2 separate regions of the Homo sapiens genome follow, and region 2 is linked to region 1. A link is a loop called in an ENCODE intact Hi-C map of the cell type or tissue named here. Cell type or tissue: B cell. All regions are shown on one strand. Links, peaks and the distances in the headings refer to the core of each region. The heading gives the core; the rest is flanking DNA. Region 1 overlaps AGFG2 (ArfGAP with FG repeats 2). Region 2 has its middle 5.0 kb from the start of EPO.

What was found. A loop is a pair of places that touch in the nucleus more often than their neighbours do. Peaks named below come from ENCODE experiments on the same cell type or tissue, not always from the same donor. Only the 100,000 strongest peaks of a DNase experiment are listed, where the experiment ranks them.
Region 2: a loop joins it to region 1, with 14 times the contacts of the local background. A loop is called at or near these places in 16 of 110 quality-filtered maps.

What each region holds. Positions count from the first base shown.
Region 1 is chr7:100,558,527-100,561,434 of GRCh38, reverse strand. All of the region lies in intron 6 of AGFG2 (ArfGAP with FG repeats 2), which reads right to left. Among named protein-coding and RNA genes, the nearest start is that of SAP25, 14 kb to the left of the region's middle. RefSeq lists enhancers at 1,331-1,380, 1,651-1,700. In B cell, for the core only: CTCF peaks have their summits at 1,257 and 1,461 (motif pointing right); a DNase peak (open chromatin) is centred at 1,484.
Region 2 is chr7:100,724,025-100,726,932 of GRCh38, reverse strand. No RefSeq gene overlaps it. Among named protein-coding and RNA genes, the nearest start is that of EPO, 5.0 kb to the right of the region's middle. RefSeq lists an enhancer at 1,537-1,716 and a silencer at 1,868-2,102. In B cell, for the core only: CTCF peaks have their summits at 1,258 and 1,459 (motif pointing right); DNase peaks (open chromatin) are centred at 1,200 and 1,492; H3K27me3 peaks cover 833 bases.

The DNA.
Region 1 (2,908 bases), core at 138-2,637:
GCTTTATTGACAGGACGCGGCAGTTCATGCCTGTAATCCCAATACTTTCAGAGGCCAAGGCGAGCAGATTACTTGAGGTCAGGAGTTCGAGACCACCCTTGCCAACATGGTGAAACCCTGTCTCTACTAAAAATACAAAAATTAGCCAGGCATGGTGGCAGGTGCTTGTAATCCCAGCTACTTCGGAGGCTGAAGCAGGAGAATCACTTGAACCCGGGAAGTGGAGGTTGCAGTGAGCTAGGATCACACCATTGCACTCCAGCCTGGGCAATAAGAGCGAAACTCCGTCTCAAAAAAAAAAAAAAAAGGGAGATCTGGCCAGGTGTGGTGGCTCATGCCTGTAATCCTAGCACTTTGGGAGGCCGAGGAGGGCGGATCACGAGGTCAGGAGATCAAGACCAACCTGGCTGACACGGTGAAACCCCGTCTCTACTAAAAATACAAAAAAAAAAAAAATTAGCCAGGCATGGTGGCGGGTGCCTGTAGTTCCAACTACTCAGGAGGCTGAGGCAGGAGAATGGCGTGAACCCGGGAGGTGGAGTTTGCAGTGAGCCGAGATCATATCACTGCACTCCAGCCTGGGCGACAGAGTGAGACTCCGTCTCAAAAAAAAAAAAAAAAAAAAAGGGAGATCTTCCACATGCCAGGCACTATGCATAAATAACAGCGACCCGGGCCCTAAATGGGTGAAGCTGAGAATCTAGTAGGGAAGACGAAGTGCCCAGTGCCTACCTGCTGCCAGGTCCTGAAGCCCCGCTCCCTCTCACTGAGTGTCGGCACTTGTAAGACAGTGCTCTCCTTTGCCACCTCCTTCCTAAATGCCTGGGCTTTCTAGATGAATGAGTGCTGGCTGCCAGCTTCCTCCTGGGCAAGGCTACAATGCCACTGTGCTTACTTGGTCATCAATCCTTTCTAATCCACAGGATGCAAGACAGGCTAGAAAGCCACCTGGGTGGGGCCAGGCCCAGTGGCTCACACCTGTAATCCCAGCACTTTGGGAGGCTGAGGCAAGCAGATCGCTTGAGGTCAGGAGTTTAAGACAAGCCTGGCCAACATGGCAAAACCCTGTCTCTACTAAAAGCACAAAAATAAGCTGGGCGTGGTGGTGCATACCTGTAATCCCAACTACACGGGAGGCTGAGGCACCAGAATCACTTGAACCTGGAAGAGGAAGATTGCAGTGAGCCAAGATTGAGCCACTGCACTCCAGCCTGGGCGACAGGGCAAGACTGTTTCCAAAAAAAAAAAAAAGCCAGCAGCATGGTGTTGGATCCTCTACTGACTCTCCCAGCCGAGGCCTTTCCCTGCCTGCCTGCCTCCAAGTACAGTATGTGGAATTTCCACGCAAGCACGGCTCCCTTTCCTCGGATGGCTGACTCTTTGTGCTGCTGTGGTCCTGCATGTTCCAGGAGCTTCACCCAGTGAGGACCAGGCTGGGAGAGAGGCTGCAGGCCATGCTGTGCCTCCCTGTGGACACTAGGGGGCAGAACCATCCCTAGCCCAGGCAGGGTTGGCCCTTTGCACAGAGGGTGCATTCTCACAAAGGAGGCGGTGGCCCAAGAAACACCTGCACTCCTGTTTGCTTTTCATTTCATGCACTTTTTTTTTTTTTTTTTGAGACAGGGTCTCATTCCAATTGCCCAGGCTGGAGTGCAGTGGCATGATCTCAGCTCACTGCAGCCTCGACCTTCAGGGCTCAGCTGATTCTCCCACCTTAGCCTCCTGAGTAGCTGGGACTACAGGCACGCACCACTATGGCCAGCTAATTATTTGTATTTTTGGTAGAAATGAAGTTTTGCCATGTTGCCCAGGCTGGTCTCAAACTCCTGAGCTCAGGTGATCTGCCCACCTCAGCCTCCCCAAGTGATGGGATTACAGGCATGAGCCACCACACCCGGCCTTCATGCGCTTCTTATACCACGCAGCTAGATTTCTACCCTGCCTTATCACAGTTTGAGGGAGAGAAGCAGTTTTGAAAACCCCTCTCTCCATACTCCCCCTCAGAAATATAAAAATAAAAGCAGGTTTGTCAGAAGAGACACCCACCTCTCAAAATCTCCTCTCTCAGTTCACACCCAACAGCTAAGTCACACTCACGGGAACACCTGCATGATCATGGTGTAGTGGGAAGCGGTTCTGCCAATTATCAGCATTAGATCTGGGCCAAGTTGAGCCAGTTTCCTGCAAAGGGAAGCTCTTTCCTTCCTCATGGACATAATGCATGAAGGCACCCAACAATGGCAGGATCCTCGGAAATGTTCCTTGGCTCTGGGTTTGGCTGTAGATTGACTGTTTTTGTTTTGTTTGAGACAGAGTCTTGCTCTGTCACCCAGAGTGCAGTGGCGCAATCTCAGCTCACTGCTACCTCAGCCTCCCGGGTTCAAGCAATCTTCCTGCCTCAGCCTCCCCAGTAGCTGGGACTACAGTCACGCACCACCATGCCTGGCTAATTTTTGTATTTTGGTAGAGAGGGGTTTCACCATGTAGGCCAGGCTGGTTTCAAACTTCTGACCTCAAATGATGCACCCCACTCAGCCTCCCAAAGTGCCGGGATTACAGGTATGAGCCACTGCGCCCAGTGACTGACTGCTTTTTGAGACAGCCAGATAGTGGACAAAAGGTTTAATGCTTGGGACATCCGTGGAGCTGAGCCCTTCCTTCTCTCTGAGTCTGCCCCAAAAACTGTCTTTACGGTGAAACCCTGTCTCTACTAAAAATACAAAAAATTAGCCAGGTGTGGTGGCGGGTGCCTGTGGCCCCAGCTACTCAGGAGGCTGAGGCAGGAGAATAGCGTGAACCCGAGAGGCGGAGTTTGCAGTGAGCCGAGATTGTGCCACTACACCCCAGCCTGGGTGACAGAGTGAGACTCCGTCTAAAAAAAAAAAAAAACAAAAACAAAAACAAAAAA
Region 2 (2,908 bases), core at 230-2,729, 170 kb before region 1:
ACACAAACTAGCCGGGTGTGGTGGCATGTGCCTGTAATCCCAGCTACTCGGGAGGCTGAGGCACAAGAATTGCTTGAACCCAGGAGGTGGAGGTTGCAGTGAGCTGAGATTGTGCCACTGCCCTCCAGCCTGGGTGACACAACAAGACCCTGTCTCAAAAAATAAATAAATAAAATAAAATGAATTAATGTGTGCCTTTTTTTGCCCCCAGGAGGCTGCCCACTGGCCACTGGGCTATGAGTGTCATTTCATGTCTCCTAGCACTTAGTGCAAAGGCTTGGTTCACAGTAGCCATTCTATAAACTTGGAATAAATGTTTTAAATGTTTCTAACGTACTTGCCTCTCACATCCATCCCAGGAGTGGTCAGACAGTTCAGGTTTGATAACTACTCTTTTTGTGGGGGAGGGGATGGGATCTTGCTCTGTCACCCAGGCTAGAATGCAGTGGTGTGATCACAGCTCACTGCAGCCTCAACCTCCCAGGCTTGAGTGATTCTCCCACCTCAGCCTCCTGAGTAGCTGGCACTACAGCTGCATGCCACCACATCCAGCTAATGTTTAAATTTTTTTGTAGAGATGGGGGTCTCACTATGTTGCCCAGGGTGGTCTCAAACTCCTGAGCTCAAGGGATCCTCCCACCTCAGCCTCCCAAAGTGCTGGGATTACAGGCGTGAGCCACAACATCTGGTTGAAAATTACTATTTTTTTATTATATTTTAGAAACTGAAAGCAGTGAGAAGTCTGAAGACAGTTGTGGAATAAGATCAGTGACCCTGAATCCTGCAGACGGAGAGGAGGGAGGCAAAAGCGGGTTGCTCATTGATGAGATGTTTGAGCCTTAGACTACAAATCAGGCTAAGAGGTGGACAGCCTTTGGGATTAGGAGTCCTAAATCCTGTGCTCAGGTTCTAGCTCAGTCTCTTATTAGCCAGATTCCTTCGGCTTAAGAACAAGCCTCTTAGCTCCGATGTCAGCAGCCTAAGAGGGAGATTTCTCCTTTACTGACTCACAGCATTCCTGGTGCAAGAATCAAATGCCATCTGTGGAAACCACAATATAAATGTGTATTGAAATGTACAAGGTCACAGCCGGGCGCGGTGGCTCACGCCTGTAAACCCAACACTTTGGGAGGCCGAGGTGGGCGGATCCTCTGAGCTCAGGAGTTTGAGACCAGCCTGGTCGACCTGGTGAAACTCCATCTCTACTAAAAATACAAAAAATTAGCCAGGTGTGTTAGCAGGCGTCTGTAGTCCCAGCTACTCGGGAGGCTGAGGCAGGAGAATCGCTTGAACCCGGGAGGCGGAGGTTGCAGTGAGCCGAGATCGCGCCACTGCACTCCAGCCTGAGTGACAGAGTGAGACTCCATTGAAAAAAAAGAAAAGAAAAGAAAAGAAAAGAAATGTACAAGGTCAGAGCCCTAAGGATCTATCGCTTGTAGGTTTCTCTAGCAGTTCCTAGTAAGACCTGAAGAGGGCACTGTAGCCCACGAGCCGGTTAGAACAGAGGGAAAATTCTCTTGGGTCCTCCCCTTTGGCGACTCCTCGCATCCCAGCTCCACACCTACCGCCCCGCTCCCTACACACCTGTCAAGTACCCTCCAACCTCCAAAACCTTCCCGTAATTTTTCCTGCTGCGGATTGCAAAACATTCTCTCCCGTTTGCATATGTGCAGGGGAACACAGGCTGACTTCTCTACAGTTGATGATACAAGCAGAAAGACCGGCCCTCACATATGGGATAACAACCAGGATCGGGGTCCCATACAGTTGTTTTTGTTTGTTTGTTTTTGTTTTGTTTTTGAGACAGAGTTTCGCTCTTGTCGCCCAGGCTGGAGTCCAGTGGCACGACCTCGGCTCACTGCAACCTCCGCCTCCCAGGTTCAGTGATTCTCCTGCCTCAGCCTCCAGAATAGCTGGGATTACAGGAGCCCACCACCACACCCGGCTAATTTTTTGTATTTTTAGTAGACATGGGGTTTCACCACGTTGGCCAGGCTGGTCTCAAACACCTGACCTCAGATGATCCACCCACCTCAGCCTCCCAAAGTGCTGGGATTACAGGCATGAGCCACCGTGCCTGGCCTCCCATACAGTTTTATGACAGCTTTTGCTGTCTGCACAGGTCCCTCCTCAGTGGTCCTTTCCCGCTGAAGCATTATTTTTGAGAAGGAATCTGAAGTTGTGGTCAGAGTAAAGGGGAAAATGAGAAGTAGAAATCAAGAGTGGAAGTAGAGTTCATTTGTTCCATGTCCCCCACCCCAGGGGAGTAAAGGAGCAGGTAGGGATTAGGTAGAAGGAATAAACCAGGCGCAATGGCTCACACCTATAATCCCAGCACTTTGGGAGGCTAAGGAGGGAGGATCACTTGAACCCAGAGTTTGAGACCAGCCTGGGCAACATAGCAAGACCCCATCTCTAAAAAAAATAAGATAAAAATAATTTAAAAATTAGCAGGGCATGGCGATGCATGCCTTTAGTCACATCTACTCATGAGGCTGGGACTAGAGGATTGCTTGAGCCCAGGAGTTTGAGGCTGCAGTGACCCATGATTGCACCACTGCACTCCAGCCTGGGCAACAGAGCAAGACACTGTCACTAAAAACAAACAAACAAACAAAATCACAAATATATAAATGGACCACCTAGAGTGGCCCTTGTCCCCGAGCAGATGCTGTTTATAGAGGTGGCTCCAACCGCACCTGTGTGTACCGCCCCTTTTGTGAATTTCAGAGGCGAGTATTCATGGTGACAGTCCCCAGGTGAGTAAAGGAGGCAGCTGGACTTAGCGAGGATGTGCATTGAGGCGGAAGGCTGATGCTGGGAGTGTGGCATCAGCCGAAGAGACCAAAGAAGAGGCAGAAATTAACAAGGGCCAGTGACCAGGGTTGGCAGCTGTTACCAGCCCCCA